Regions from separate parts of the Homo sapiens genome. Here all the other regions are linked to region 1. A link is a contact called in ENCODE Hi-C or POLR2A ChIA-PET data. All regions are on one chromosome and are shown on one strand. Each heading gives the region's core, a stretch centred on a gene start or an enhancer-like site at or near the end of the contact. The rest is flanking DNA. Distances are from core to core; before and after follow the strand shown.

The links. A loop is a pair of places that touch in the nucleus more often than their neighbours do. ChIA-PET counts read pairs that join two places held with the same protein, here RNA polymerase II (POLR2A). Pooled maps may share reads with other maps.
Region 2: a map of transverse colon shows a loop between it and region 1 (16-fold over the local background). The contact joins two enhancer-like sites. A Hi-C loop is called at or near these places in 33 of 168 maps with a recorded cell type or tissue (CD14-positive monocyte, IMR-90, PC-9 and 22 more), 1 of 37 single-sample maps with no recorded cell type and 28 of 50 pooled maps. POLR2A ChIA-PET finds 5 or more read pairs at or near these places in 5 of 52 experiments (AG04449, H1, HEK293 and 2 more).
Region 3: a loop to region 1 is called in a map of PC-9, with 12 times the contacts of the local background. The contact joins two enhancer-like sites. A Hi-C loop is called at or near these places in 4 of 168 maps with a recorded cell type or tissue (IMR-90, PC-9, aorta and 1 more) and 4 of 50 pooled maps. POLR2A ChIA-PET finds 5 or more read pairs at or near these places in 3 of 52 experiments (K562, SK-N-SH and activated CD4-positive, alpha-beta T cell).

Annotation. Positions count from the first base shown.
Region 1 is chr9:107,635,060-107,639,923 of GRCh38, reverse strand. All of the region lies in intron 8 of LOC105376205 (a long non-coding RNA gene), which reads right to left. Among named protein-coding and RNA genes, the nearest start is that of KLF4, 150 kb to the right of the region's middle. RefSeq lists enhancers at 1,814-2,362, 2,363-2,911. Within about 2 kb of position 2,128, at least 30 of the 41 ENCODE cell types and tissues checked have a DNase peak (open chromatin) inside an H3K27ac peak, as active enhancers do; they include CD14-positive monocyte, IMR-90, ascending aorta and 13 more, where a contact is called at or near this core.
Region 2 is chr9:107,748,769-107,753,632 of GRCh38, reverse strand. LOC105376208 (a long non-coding RNA gene) reads right to left here. Exons shown (of 7, transcript XR_930229.2): 2 at 1,082-1,242. Among named protein-coding and RNA genes, the nearest start is that of KLF4, 260 kb to the right of the region's middle. RefSeq lists enhancers at 1,613-1,712, 1,754-2,481. Within about 2 kb of position 2,797, at least 33 of the 41 ENCODE cell types and tissues checked have a DNase peak (open chromatin) inside an H3K27ac peak, as active enhancers do; they include CD14-positive monocyte, IMR-90, ascending aorta and 13 more, where a contact is called at or near this core.
Region 3 is chr9:107,710,709-107,715,572 of GRCh38, reverse strand. It overlaps LOC105376207 (a long non-coding RNA gene), which reads left to right. Exons shown (of 4, transcript XR_930225.3): 2 at 2-162. Among named protein-coding and RNA genes, the nearest start is that of KLF4, 220 kb to the right of the region's middle. Within about 2 kb of position 3,017, at least 6 of the 41 ENCODE cell types and tissues checked have a DNase peak (open chromatin) inside an H3K27ac peak, as active enhancers do.

The DNA.
Region 1 (4,864 bases), core at 879-3,378:
AAATACAAAATTGGCCAGGTGCAGTGACGCATGTCTGTAATCCCAGCTACTCGGGAGGCTGAGGCAGGAGAATGGCTTGAACCCGGGAGGCGGAGGATGCGGTAAGCCGAGATCATGTCATTGCACTCCAGCCTGGGCAACAAGAGTGAAAATGTGTCTCAAAAAAAAAGAAGTTGAAAACAGAGCTGTGATCCACTTCTCGGTGAGTGGTATAACCGCAGGTATACTGGATAAAACCAGAAAGTATGCTTGGCTCAAATTACTACAGCTTAGGAGTGTCAAGCATTGAGGGGAACTAAATCACCACAAGATTTATGAGTGTGCAGGGGAGGGAGGAGGGTTCAGGTTGGGGGACATTGTTCTCACCATAAGCAGCAGTGAAGGAAACCAAGTCTTTGGAACCAGTCATATTCCTCCAAGGTTGTACAAACTCAGCCTTGATATGACCTTTTCTGGGGTCTCAGGAAGAAAGAAAAAAAAAAAAAGTGCCTTCATGGTAAAGAGGTATCAGACCAATTAATAAGGCAGATTTGAAAGCTTCTGAAATGCACCTGAGCAAGAAGTCAGGTGTTGAGTTCACCTGCTCTACAGACAAGAAAAATGCTTTTTCGGTTCCTATTTAGATAAAGCTGGACATAAATCATTCTTTGAAAAGCTGTCTTGGGTGCCTTTCTTGGTGGGGGCTTAAGCCCTTTCCAAACATTGCCTCATTAATCCTGGCAGACACGAAGAGAAAAAGGCTTGACAGACATCACTTTTGATGTCACTGAACAGATGTCACTGAGTAACTGGCCTCCAACTTTAAGACACACGCAAGTTCCTGCTGGATGTGGTACAAGATCCTCCCTGCTCACTGGCTGTTAGCTACCCTGCCCTGTGGCCTGGAGGAGGGAGGGTGTGTGTGTGTGTGTGTGTGTGTGTGTATACACATACGTGTAAGTACTTTTAGTCTTAATTATACTATGAACAGAAAATGGGGCAACAGCCACTAGTGTTACTAGCTGGGTGGCTGGGATATATTTTACCAGGAAATCTATATTCTCTTCTGAAACGGCCAGATTTTTGCAAGCATTTTCCCCATCTCAGGGTGGGTGGGCTGTTGTCCTTGGTAAATGCTTTTTGTTTATTTCCAGCCCTTCCAACATGTTGGCGAATTATTGCAATATGAACTTCTAATCCGAAAAGGGGGGTGAGGAAGGGCACTGAGAAGAAGAGAAAGTTATAACAAACTCAAGCGACTGACACCCCAGTTTTACTTGTCCCTTTGGACTTGTTTAGGAGTTGGGTCCTGTTTGGTGTTTCAAAGGAGGGAAAAGATATAAAAGTACAAGGTGCCTTAGAAATGGAAATCTTCTGATGTGGCCTCTTCTTTTCTTTTTAATAAAGAAGGTTAAAGAAAAAAACGAAGAGAGAGAAGACAGGGAGAAGACAGAGAGACAGTGACAGCCAGAGAAACAGAAAGAGAAAAAGTTGGGGGTGGGGGGGGGGGCGCAAGAGGGAGAAGAGGAAAGACAGGAAAAGAAAAGGAAAAGAAAAAGAGGAAAGAAAGAAGAAAAGAAACAAAAAGAAGAGAGAGAAAGGAAAGAAAGAGAAAGAGAGAAAGAGAGAAAGCGAGAAAGCGAGGAAGAGAGGAGAGGGCGAGTGCCCCGAGGGAGTCGGGCAAAAGCGAAATCCCGGCTTCCTACCCGGGACAGCGGGAGAGCCGAGTTTTCCGCAGCGGCCGCGGGCTCGGAGCTTTTAAGGGTTTCTAATCCTGGAAGGCTGTCTGACATCACCCCGTTTCTTGTCGGCTGATGTTTCGTACAAGCCTCTCATTTCCTCAGTGTTTTCAGAGCCACCAATTACTGCAACAGTCTCGTGTTTATGTTTGCGCGCGCTCTCCTGCCTCGCTGGCCCTCCGCCTGGGAGGCTGCGCTTCCCTCCGACGCGCGGAGCCCAGAGGGGGTGGGTCGGGGGAGCGGGGAGGGGGGAATCTGGATCAGGCATTGAAGAAAAAGGGAGGGGTCCCCCTTAATTTTTTTTCATTGACTTCAGCACCATGTGATCAGGAAGTCTGGCCTCCCTCCATTTCCCCTCCCGACTAAAGGGAAACATTGTGTAGCAGCCGCCTGGGCCACCGGTGGGATGGCCTTCGCTGCCTGACGTAGGGAGATAAAAATAACCGGCATATTTAAGGCAGGATCAGGAATCCCGGCGCTCACACGCGGCCTGGTCAGTTCCCGAGGCCGCCCGGCAGGCAGCGCAGCCTGCGGGGAGGCCCCGCGCTCGACTGTGCGCGCCCCACCGCAGGCAGTGCTAGGGCGTACGACCGGACCCCGACCCTGACCCCGACCTTGACCTCGGGACCCAGGCCGACTCAGGCCTGGCTGAGCCTCCCAGATTCCCCAGGGAGGCCGAGCAAGACCGGCCCGAGGCAGTCTGGCTCAGGCTCGCTGGGCTGGGGCTGGGCCTGGGTTCTCTGTCCGGCCTCCCGGGAGACGAGAAGGAAGGATGCCGTGGCAAAGGGAGGGTAGTGCGAAGTTTGATGCCGAGGGGGGTTACAGAGCCTCTGTCTCAAGAGAAGGCGCACAAGGTGCCACCAAAAAAGCCACTTGTTTCTAGCCAGGCCCCCAACTCAGACCCACCACTGTGTGCACAAACTCTCAAATCAAATCTGCCTTCTCTATCCCCACTTTGCCTTCCAACTGCACATTGCAAAGATTTGCAAACATGTGGCAGGGCTGGAAATAAACAAGAAGCATTTAGCAGGCAAAAGGCACTGATGTGTTTCCACATTCATGCTCTCCTTGAAACCTCAACCCACACTACACAGGAAGTTCTGTTATCCTTATCTTACACAATGGGAAACTGAGGCTCGGGGAGATGGAGCCACACATGGGCAATGCTTTCCCTACCACCTCAGTGGCCTCTCGAAACTGCATGACATTGGCACATTGCTTTATCATTCTGGAAACCCCCTACCCTCTCTTCTTCCTCCTCCCTAAATAAAATTATTACCAAGCAAAAACAATGATGGTGAGCTTTCACTGACCTATGAAATCTCAGGTTTGCCCTAGCCCTGGGGCACAAAGAAGTTTTCACATCCATTTAATAATGGGAAATCTCCCTGCCTTCTGATGTCTAAAGTAACAAGATGTTTCAAAATTCCTGGCAGCTTTTCACCTAAAAACCAGATGTGCTGATGAAAAATGAACAGACATTCACCGCTAATCCAGAGATAGCAAATACCTATTTATCTGGGTAGAAGAGGCAAAGAACTTCCATTTTGGGAGATTTGGGAATTTAACCATCTATGGGGATGGAGACCCCGGAGTCTGGCAAGATTTTTCTGAATCTAAGCACCCAGCACAATGCCTAAGACTGAAAATACTCAATCCATAATTGTTGGATTGAGTGAATGGGGGGTGGGGGTGGGTTGTGGAAGGTGATAAGCAGCACTTAAAAACACATTGGGATGAGGTATGCTGGTCATATCTTTAGTGATCATATAAGCATGATCTCATTTAGTCCTTATAACTACCCTAGTCTGCAGGTATCATTATCATCCCTGCCTTGTATGTAGGGAAACTGTAGTGCAGAGAAAAACTGCCCAAGGTAACACAGCTGGGTGCTGGAATTTGAACGCATGCAATCTGACTGCAGTAGCCAAGTTCTTCACCACTAGACTAAATCCAAAGAGTTGTGCCATGAGATGTCAGAGAAAGGGACCTGTTATTTACTAAGCACCTCTTTTGACTCAAGCTCCATGCTTACTACTGGAGAGGCGGGTCAGACACCACAGGATCCAGGCTCTCAAAGAGGTGACTCCGGAAGCAAGACTGGACTTCAGACTCCTTGAAAGCAGCCCTAGTTCTCATTCACCTCTATCTTGCCAAACATCAACTATCACAAATGTCTGTTGAATCGTTCCCCCTGAGAGAAACCTTCTTTGACCACCACCAACCGCAGCATTTTAGATCTCCTTCCTGTTTCCACATTAGATATGGCACATGCCTGCCTTAAAGCGCTTGTCACCCAGCATCTGAGCTTTTTACTTACCTGCCTGCTCTCCCACTGGTCTAGGAGCACCTTGAAGGCAAAAATGGTGTCTAGATCAGTATAGACTCCAGAGCATGGCGGCCACTCACTAAATGTTTGCTAAATTATGAATGAATGCATATGAGACCTTCACTAGCCTCCAGTACAATGTAGGCCTCCTATCACCACAAAACCCGGTTTTCTCTATCTCAGCACCCTCTTCTGTTGCCTCACAGAATTTGTCACAGTTTGTAATTTAATCTGTTTTTCTTTTCCTCCCACGAACCCACGAATGCAGGAACTGCCTCGCTTATGCCTGCCACCATAGCATTCCCAACATGTATTAAAGTGCCTCACACATTGCTGGCACTCAGTAAATACTTGTACAATGAATGAGTGAGTGAATGAATGAATGAATGAATCAACAATAACTATTCCAAAGCCAGTCATAACTGAGCGAAGCCACTTGAAATAATGCCATTACCCAGATTGTATTCATAAAGTGAGGGCCTTTTGTTTGGTGACCACGTCAAATCTAAGTCTCATCCATATTGATGATAAAAAAGACTTAAAAGGGGGGTTATTGAATGAGGCCCTTCTTCTCACACAATGTGGGCTGCAGTGACCACTATAGTTAGAGCTGCACACAGACTCCCTTTATGCCCCTCTGTTTTCATTAGCTCAGGGAACTTGCCAAAGAGTGATCCTTTTGCGCTGAAATTTTCCATGCTGGGTCTTGGCAAAAGGTGAATTTTGGGGAAAAGTTTGAATAAAATCCCTTCAGCCATTTTTTTTCTTCAGTTTGATGAAGATGAAAAAAATACATTTTTTTCTGGCTTTTAATTGA
Region 2 (4,864 bases), core at 1,548-4,047, 110 kb before region 1:
CATGTATATATCAAACAGAAATGCACACACACTGAAATGTTCATAGCGATGTTATTCATAATAGCCAAAAGCTGGAAACAACTCAAATGTCTATCAATAATAGAATGGATAAATTAATATAGTCACACATTGGACTACAATGATGAGAATGAGAATCTGCAGCTACATGCAACATTAGGGAAGAATTTTATAAAATAATATTGAGCCAAAGAAGCCAGGCTCACAAAAAAAGAAGATATTGTATGATTCCATTGATAGAAGCCATAAAAACAGGCAGAACCAATCTATGGTAGAGGAAGTTGACACATGGTTACCATTGAAGGGAGCATAATAACTGGAAAGGGTCAACTGGGGGCTTCTGCGCTGGTGGATTATATTTACTTTTCTTATCACTGCCTAATAAATTACCCCCAAAACTTAGGGGCTTAAAACAACAATCATTTCATTATATCTCATGATTTTGTGGGTCAGAAGTTTGGTCAGGGCTCAGGTGGGTGATTCTTTTGCTCCATGTGGTTTTGACAGGGGTCACTCAGTGGTCTTTAGCTGGCAAATGGGCTGCTTTGCAGGGTCCAAGAAAACTCTCCTAACAAATTTCCTGCTTTGTCAGGGATCACCAGAAGTCTGGGTTCCACTGGAACTGTCAACAGGAGTGCCTATATGTGGCCTCTCCAACATGGCAGTCTCAGAGTAGCTGGACCTCTTATGTAGTATTTCAGAGCTCCTGGAGAGGGTTTCCAAGAGACCCAGGGAGAAGCTGCAAGGTTTTTTATGATCTAGCCCTAGCAACATTTCCGCTTCATTCTATGGTCAAAGAAGTCATTAAAGCCAGTCCAAATTCAAGGGGAAAAGAGGAAGAATTCCACTTCTCCAGGAAAAGGACATTAATATACTTGGAGGAAATGAACTGATGGCAGTCATCTTGGAGACAGGTGACCAGAGGGAATGTTCTGCTTTTTGATTTGGGTGTTAATTATAGGCTCTATTCAGGTTGTGAACATTTATCAACCTGTATACTTCTAGGTGCCCTTTTCTATGTGTATATAATTTTAATAAAATATTGCAATCTAAACAGACTTACCAAGCAGAATAACCTTTGGAACAGACAGGTCCCATTTGGACAGGTCCCATCTCTGTGGCTGGATGGATACTCCTGCTTCACTGGAGTCACATGGCCCCTCAGCATTTCTGTGACCTTGGGTTACATAGGTGTGAAGGTCAGGCCTCTTGCTCTGTTAGGGTCTCCGTTTCAATGACAAAAGAAAACATTTATTTGGATTACTGTGAGGAAGAATGAGACAAATGAAGAGAAAACTTCTGGCATATCCTAGATGCTCAGTAAATGAGCTTCATTTCATTTCAAGCCCTGAGTGCTGCCTCAGACCCTTGACTCCTAGGCTGCCAAGGAAATTAGCAGCTAGGACTTTCTAGAAGTCTTGCCAGGAGTCCAGAGAGAGCTTGTCTTCCAGCCCCCCTTGCTCACCTTGTGAGCAGAGACAGGGGTACATTCTCAGGCACCTGTGCCCTGCAGGGAGGGCCTGGGTCAGAAGCCGATGAAAATAACTTTGCAGCTGCCAGGACTAGTCCAAAGTCCCCAAGCGCAGTGACAAGTGAATCACCTCAACGAACGCTTAGTCACTGCAAGGTACTTTCCACACAGACACATGGAGATGGTTACCAAAGAAATGTCTGCTGGCTGCTCTCACATCAGCTCAAAGAAAATGTTGTTGTAACCTTTACTTTGGAGGGGGAAAAAATAGCATCACTTTCCCTTTTCCTTTCCTTTTCTTTTTTGGAGAGAGATTCATTGGCAACATTGTTGAAGTGGTTGTTTTTATTTACCCTGGAGAAAGTTTCCAGATAGCTCTGAATCCAGAGCTTTGTATATGTAGCAGTCCCTTCAAGTCTTAAGCTCTTAGTGTCTAAGTGTGTAAACAACCCCCTTAGAGGAGACTGTCACGGACCATCCAGATCACAGGGCCTCCCATGAAGCTCCCTGATGGCAAGCAGAGTCCTCCAAGCTTTTAAAAGTCAGAGATGGGAGGTCCAAATCCCTCTGCCCTGTATTATCAGTATAGCCTCAGGGCAAAGGGTTCCAACTTCCTGAGCCCCCTACTTCTTTATTAATAACAATGAAGCTTCATTATGTGTACCCACAAGGTGGTTGTGAGAATTAGATGAGGTGGTGTGCAGAAGCATCCCCAACAATGCTTGGCATTCTCATAGTAGTTGATTAGTTAAAGTAAGTTAATCTCTCCTTCTCTCTCCTGATTCTTCCTTTGTTATTTCTCTTGCTGCCTTTCTCTTTTTAAACTCCCTCTCTTCCTTCTCTTTTCTTCCTTGCCAAACTTAATCAACCCTCATTCTCTCCTATTCTCTCCTTTCCTCTCTGCTGTCTGCGTGTTTTTTTTTCCTTCCTTTTTTGCCTTGTTTTCAAGCCTCACCCCCCCCCCCCCCGCCTCCACACACACACACACACACACACTCACAGCCATCTCTCTGGCTGGTACAGCTTTGGCATAAAGCTATTGAAAGCCAGCCAAATTCTGGTTAAAAACACTGCAATTCTTGGCCAGACTTTCTCTCCTTACAAATGAGGGTGATGTTTCAGGCATGGGAAGTCTTCCCATCCATTTAGGCCCCAGGGAAAAAAATAGCAACGCCTCAGTGTGTGGCCTTAGGTGGACAGCGAAGTGGGGCTCTGGGTATTGACAGAAATAAATCTGGTGTTTCTGAAAATTGTGAAACATGCGCAGTGAATGTGTCATCCCAGCAAAAGTGAGTCAGCTCCTAGGCCGGGGCCCAAATCTGGCCGCATTTGCTTTCTAAATAGAAAGTGTATTCCTGGCCAGCCCAACTTAGCAAATCAGCGGTCAATGAGAGTGGAAAGACAGGCAGAAAAAGAGACATGCAAATGTATACTTTGCAAGAAGGTTACTGGAAAAATCAAATTCTCTCTCTGTGATTTTAAAAAAAATCATTCATTTTCTTCTTTTCTTTCTATCCTGATATCTGCATCAAACTTTCCTTTTCATCATTATTTTACCCCTTCTGGAGTGGCCTTCAAAACTAGGAACACAGCAAAGTTGCAACAAAGCAGCCTGGAGTAATTGGGTGCTGTAAACTTTGGGGTGAGACTGACCTGAGTTCAAATTCTGACCCCACCTTCAACAAGTTCTGTGTGTGTTGTGTTGTGTTGTGTTGTGTGTGCATGTGTATGTGTGTGTGTGTGTGTGTGTGTGTCCTTGGGAAAATTTCTAACCTCTCTGAAGATTTAGTATCACTTTAACCAAATGGGAGAAATCCAGTGGAGGGTAAAGTAGGTAACATCAGCAGTGCCTAGTTTATGGCAGGTGTTTGTCATCTCTGAGTCACCTTTCTCTTTTTTAGGAAGGGAAGTATGAGGAACTCTGATGCCTCTTCACTCCCTAGTTCTCTGTCCACATGGGGTTATCTCTTTTAGAGGGTGTGAGCACCCAGAATATGGGAGCAGCAGCTTTGCCTCTTCCACTCCAGACATAGAATTTGGAGAAAAGAAGCAACACCAGGCTCAGGGCCTTCTGCGCCAGCATCATGGACAGGCAGGGCTCCCCTGCATCCCTGGCAAGCCCAGATGCTAGAATCATGTGGCCTCCACTCTGCCAGAGGAAGTGATGCAACTGCCCATTGGCTTTGGGTCAGCGTAGAAGAAAGTGTCCTGTTACAGCGTGGGCGTGGCTGGCTTCAGGGCTCCAGTCTGGTGCCCTGTTCCAAACCCACAGCAGAGGGGCAAGCAGGAGATCCTGCCTTTGTGCATAGACTGCCTGCTGTTTACCCAGCTTTGTGTACCACTATCCGGGCCCTAAAAAGGGCCCAGCCAAGCAAGTCATCTCTGGCCCTTGGCCTCTCCCTTCTCTCTGCTCCAGCTCACAAATTGCCCTCACTACAAACACCTGTTTCCTTTCTCCCAGACCCTGTGGGGTCGAGCTAGTCTATTGACCTCATATGCATGGCAGGGATATAATTGAACTCAATTATAGTAACTACATCCATTAAAAACCTATGTAATGTTCATTAAGCCGCCTAGGTAATATGCAATTAATGGCATTACCATATGAATTGTGCATTGGGTCAATAATATGCAGATTATATGTAATGTTCAGTGTATGTATTAATTACAGCACATGCTGGAAAAGCACAGCACTCCAAGCTTGCAGGTCTGTCCCAGTTAGAAACCCTTTTGATCTCATACAAATCCTATTATAGAAGAGCCTTTTCATTAATTGGAACATTTGCTTTTTGGCTCTTTACACAAAGATGACTATTGGAGAGAAAGGACTCTGAAGAGCTGGTTAGCGCTAGAGTTGGGTAAACTTGAGAAGCCTGTATTGGAGCTACTGCTGGAGAAGAGCCATGACCTTCAGGGCAGAATTCAGGCTTCAGAGTTCTGACCTAGCCTTTGCCTGTAATTTTTCTGCCAATCACTGCCATCTCCAATGGGATGTCCGTCATCTGGGAAATGGACATAATAGGCCTTGATGATGCCTACGTCACCAGTACATTACATAGATTCTCTCACGAGGGAGACTAACATCCTTTGGAAAGGCAGAGTGGTAAAGGCATTAAGCATCATTTCCATGAAGCTCCCAATGGAAAATTTCTTCACTAAAAAAAAAGAACCTGCTCCAGTCCTCCCAGCCTGACCTTCATGTGGGTAGGTTTGTCCAATAATGCTCAACCTTAATGAGAGAGCACCAGTGATGTCCACCCTTTAAGTGGGGTTCTCTCATAGTTTCTCTTCAGAGTATATTACTGGCATTGCCAGGGTCCTGGAGTTACCATCTCTGTTTTAAAGAATTTGGAAACAGAGGCCCTGGTGAACGAA
Region 3 (4,864 bases), core at 1,768-4,267, 75 kb before region 1:
GCCTCTGGAGAATTTGATGAATTCTATGCATCTGAAAGGCCTCCGATGCTTAAGACCTTTTTTTTCTTTTCAAGTCTCGAACATTTATTGAACACGTATATGTGCCAAGCGCTATTCTCAAACTGCCCCATGAGGAATGGACCACAGAGCTCCATTTTACAGGTGAGAAAACTTACTAGCCAGATGAAAGAAGATGCTTTCCTGGAAAAATGACCTCTGCTAGGCTGGAGCACAAGCAAATCTCTGACCCCAAGGAAGGAGAAAGAGCAAAGACAGAGCTAGTTCACAACACACATGTTTTTGTCTCCTTCTCACCAGCTTGTCTTATCTGCCCACACTGCGGCAGTCAGGTCTGGAGACTGCAGAACACTGGAGAAGGCTTTTTGTCTGCCTTCTCCAAATCCTTCCCCCATGACTAATAATTCTTGAGGCACCCCAAGAAGGTAAATATTGTTCTCCCATTTTTCCAGATGGGGAAACTGAGATGGGAGGATGAGCCTGAGACCACACAGGAAGCAAAGCCTACAGCTTCCAAGATGAAGCATGGAATTCCAGACTGAGGGGCTTTACAAGTTCATCTCTCTCCCTACATCCAACTCAGTCTGCTCCTACAACAGATCCCACTGCCAGAGAGACAGTAAACAGGCACTTTTACTTACCACAAAGAGAGGCATGGACCTTACTTTGGTGAAGCAACTGGGGGCTCTTCGTAGACAGTTTGGATTATAATCTTTTTTTTTTTGCTTTTGTTTTTGTTTTCGTTTTTGAGACGGAGTCTTGCTCTGTCACCCAGGCTGGAGTGCAGTGGCTTGATCTCAGCTCACTGCAACCTCTGCCTCCTGAGTTCAAGCGATTCTCCTGCCTCAGCCTCCCGAGTAGCTGGGATTAGAGGTGTCTGCCACCATGCCTGGCTAAATTTTTATTATTTTATTTTATTTTATTTTATTTTGAGACGGAGTCTCCCTCTGTTGCCAGGCTGGAGTGCAGTGGCACCATCTCAGCTCACTGCAACCTCTGTCTCCCGGGTTCAAACGATTCTCCTGCCTCAGCCTCCAGAGTAGCTGGGACTACAAGCACACACCGCCATGCCCAGTTAATTTTTGTATTTTTAGTAGAGACAGAGTTTCACCTGTTGGCCAGGATGGTCTCGATCTCTTGACCTCGTGATCCACCCACCTCAGCCTCCCAGAGTAATTTTGTATTTTTAGTAGAGTTGAGGTTTGGCCATGTTGGCCAGGCTGGTCTCAAACTCCTGACCTCAGGTGATTCACCCACCTCAGCCTCCCAAAGTGCTGGGATTACAGGCGTGAGCCACCGCACACGGCCTGGATTGTAATCTGTAGAGTTGTGTGAGGTAGGATTGAGGTTGAGAGTAAGGATGCGCAGGAAGATTGCAGAGCTGAGGCCGTGAGCAGCTCCTTATTCTCCATCCAAGGGGAGACTATAGACCTTCATACGTGAAGGGCTTCTTTGACAAAAGTAAATTTTCAAAATCCAAACCTCACCAAGCAACTCCCATTTAAAAAATCCTGTAGGCTTGGGCGCAGTGGCTCACGCCTGTAATCCCAGCACTTTGGGAGGCCGAGGCGGGAGGATCACCTGATGTCAGGAGTTCAAGACTAGCCTGCCAACATGGCAAAACCCCATCTCTACTAAAAATACAAAAATTAGCTGGGCGTAGTGGCAGGCACCTGTAATCCCAACTACTCAGGAGGCTGAGGCAGAAGAATTGCTTGAAATGGGAGGTGGAGGTTGCAGTGAGCTGAGATCACGCCATTGCTCTCCAGTCTGGGCAACAAGAGCAAAACGTCATCTCAAAAAAAAAAAAAAAAAAAAAAAAAAAAGAAAGGAAATCCTGTAGGGCTGCAGCTCACTCCAGTTACCCACAGGATTATGCCTGAGCAATGCAACCAGACCCCCCAGTCTCCCTTGCCAACTGCCTCAGCCTCCCTCCCTCTACTCCTCCACCAGAACACTGCCTTCAATCAGGACAAATGGCTCGCCCACCTTGACACCCTCCAGGCTGTGAAGTGACCTGGTATCTTTGCTGATGCTATTCTCATCACGGAATTCATAGCCTCCCTTCTCCAACTGGAGGATGTGTCATCAAGGCTCAAGACTGACGCTTGAACAGCCCCTCATCCCATGACACCAACCTAATGCACCATCCGACCGCCATCATTACAACCCAACAGAATCCACATCCATCACTCTTGATGCTTTTCACACACACAGGGTCTCTCCACTGTGGCATTTAACACTGTAATTGTTACTTCATTGGCCAATCTCCCTAGACTGTAAGTCCTTAGAGGCAGAGTGACTAGATCCAGTCAGATTCTAGATGTCTTTCACCAGCACAAGGTCCAGCACTGGCTCCGCTTAGTGAGCCTGCTAAATGGTTGGGCAAATGGTCCTTTTCTCATGGGTAAACAGAGATCAAGGATACTTCCCTCTCTGTATGATGCCCACTTTAAGGATCTCTCTGTCCTATTTCTTACAACTGTATATGAATCTACAATTATCTCAAAAATTTTAATAAATTTAATCTAACATTAAGTTAATTTAAATGTAATTAATGAAAGGAGTCCTGTACATTGGTGCCCGCTCTCCTGTGAAGCCCTGATATATTTCTGTTGCAGGAAAAAGAGATCCCCACACCCCACATCATGCCCTGACTGCTTATCCCCCAACTAAAACCTGAGACCCCTGAATCTGGACAAAGCATTCTCCTTGGAAGTGCTGACAGCTTGCATCGAGCTTGTATTTACCAGTTTTCATTTTACTTGCATTTTACCCAGTTTGATACTGATCCTGGGGGCCACTGTGTGTCCCGTGGTCAGGGCCAATCAGAAAGGCTGGTGGGTTCCTCCCTCCAGTTCTACCTGCTTCCACTTCTTCTCTTTCCCCGCAGCCTGTGAGTGAGATTTCAGCATGCCTTGTGGTTAATGTCTCAAAGGTTTCCTGAACACTGACTGTGAGTCATGCTATCTGACAACCACTAGGTGTTCAAAGAATAATAAGACACATTTCTCTCCCATGAGGGTCATACAGACTCATGTGGAAGAGGAAGGAGAGAGCAGGTGACTCCAGCAAATGGATATGGATCCATTCGTATTAGATTGGTGCAAAAGTAAGTGCAGTTTTTGCCATTCATTTGGCAAAAACCACAATTACTTTTGCACCAATTTATATATTTTACAAGATGCTATGAGAGGACAAGAGAAGGCAGGAGGACCTAAACCTGACTAAAGATGTCAGGGAAGCAAGTCTTAGAGCTGAGACTTGGAAGATATTCAAGGACTAGGCAAGGAGACAAAGTGAGGAAGGGCTTTTTAAGGAAAAGGATCAAAAGGGCAAAGACCTGGGTCAGCACGGCCATTTCTGGAACTCCCAGGATGCCGGTACAACTGGAGCATGAATTGTAAGAAATAACAGTTAAGAGAAAACATCGAGACAAAGGCAGGCAAGGGCCAGATCATGGACAACTGGGAGATGCCTTTATCAGGAGTTTGGATTTCAAACTTGAAAGTGAATGAGGAGAAGAAATTAATGGTGTAGCTCTTAGATTAAAAAAAAAAAAAACAAACATTATCTGGAGATGTTGGTAAATCAGTCTACATGATCCCATAAACAGCTGAATTTGACCTGAGTGCTGATTAACATAAGTCACATGATTTCTTATACTCTCCATACGTTGCTGGGAGGATATTGCTTAATAGAATTGCTCTTCTGGATTGCTGGGGCTTAAACATGTAGGAGACACAGGTGAATTGCTGTAGCTCCTTAGCTATAAACTCTCCAAATGGAGTAATGGGGTGACTCATGGTAAAAGCATTTCTGCCATGGAGCAGTCTCTTGATATTGCCCTCATCGCCAAGAAAAAGCTATGTCCTCATGGCACTCGGCCAGTATATCCGGGCATCTGTTCAGCAGATGCTCTTCCCTCACACGGGATGCAATTGGCTTCATTACTTCCTGGATCACTCTCTATTATGGGAACTGCGTGTAGGGGAAAGGACACACCTGTGTTCACATCCCAGGCCTACCACTTACCAACTGTTTGACCAATGGCAAGGAACTCCTGAGCCTCCGTTTCCCCATTTCTAACATGGGAATAAGCACCCTTACCTCAGAGTGTTGTTAAATGACATAATACATGGGAAGTGCCTAGCTAATTAGAGATTCTCAAACAGAGAGAGATGGGTGTTATTAGTGTTGGGGGCCAAGTGTTGTTTTCAGCTCAGATCTTCAAAGAGGTGGAGAGGGAAGTGCTGAGGATCTCAGAGTCAAGATCTCTCCTAACTGTGTGGCTATACATCATCTCAGGGCATGCAGTGCTGGGCCAAGGAGAAGCTGGCAAGTGCCTGATCTTCCTGGCATGAGCACCGCCTTCCTCTGACTGTTTGGCTCACCATTCATGGGGATGACTGCCCATGCCCAGGAGGACACTTTCATTGCTGCCAAGGACCTTGCCAAAGGACCTGAGTTTGAAAGACTGAAGGGCCATCCTGGGAAGACAATATTTGCACAAATCCGTTTAGAAGTCCAATATTTCAATCCAGCCATTTCAGTGAGGGACAGAAGGAACTATCTCCCAAATGCATGGCAAATAAACTCAACCCAGGAGGAAAAGCAGAGAAAGAAAATTAATGCATATCAAGTTACCTAAGAAAATTATTACATATCAATTACCATTTGCTTAGAATCTACTTTATGCCAAGTATTTCCACAGTATTTCATTGATTCATCATAGAAGCTCTTTGAGGTAGGTCATATTTCACAATTTTCATAGGCATGAAAACTGAGTCAATATACTCCTATACTTGTATATTTCCTATACAAGTTATTAAGAAAATATGTCCCA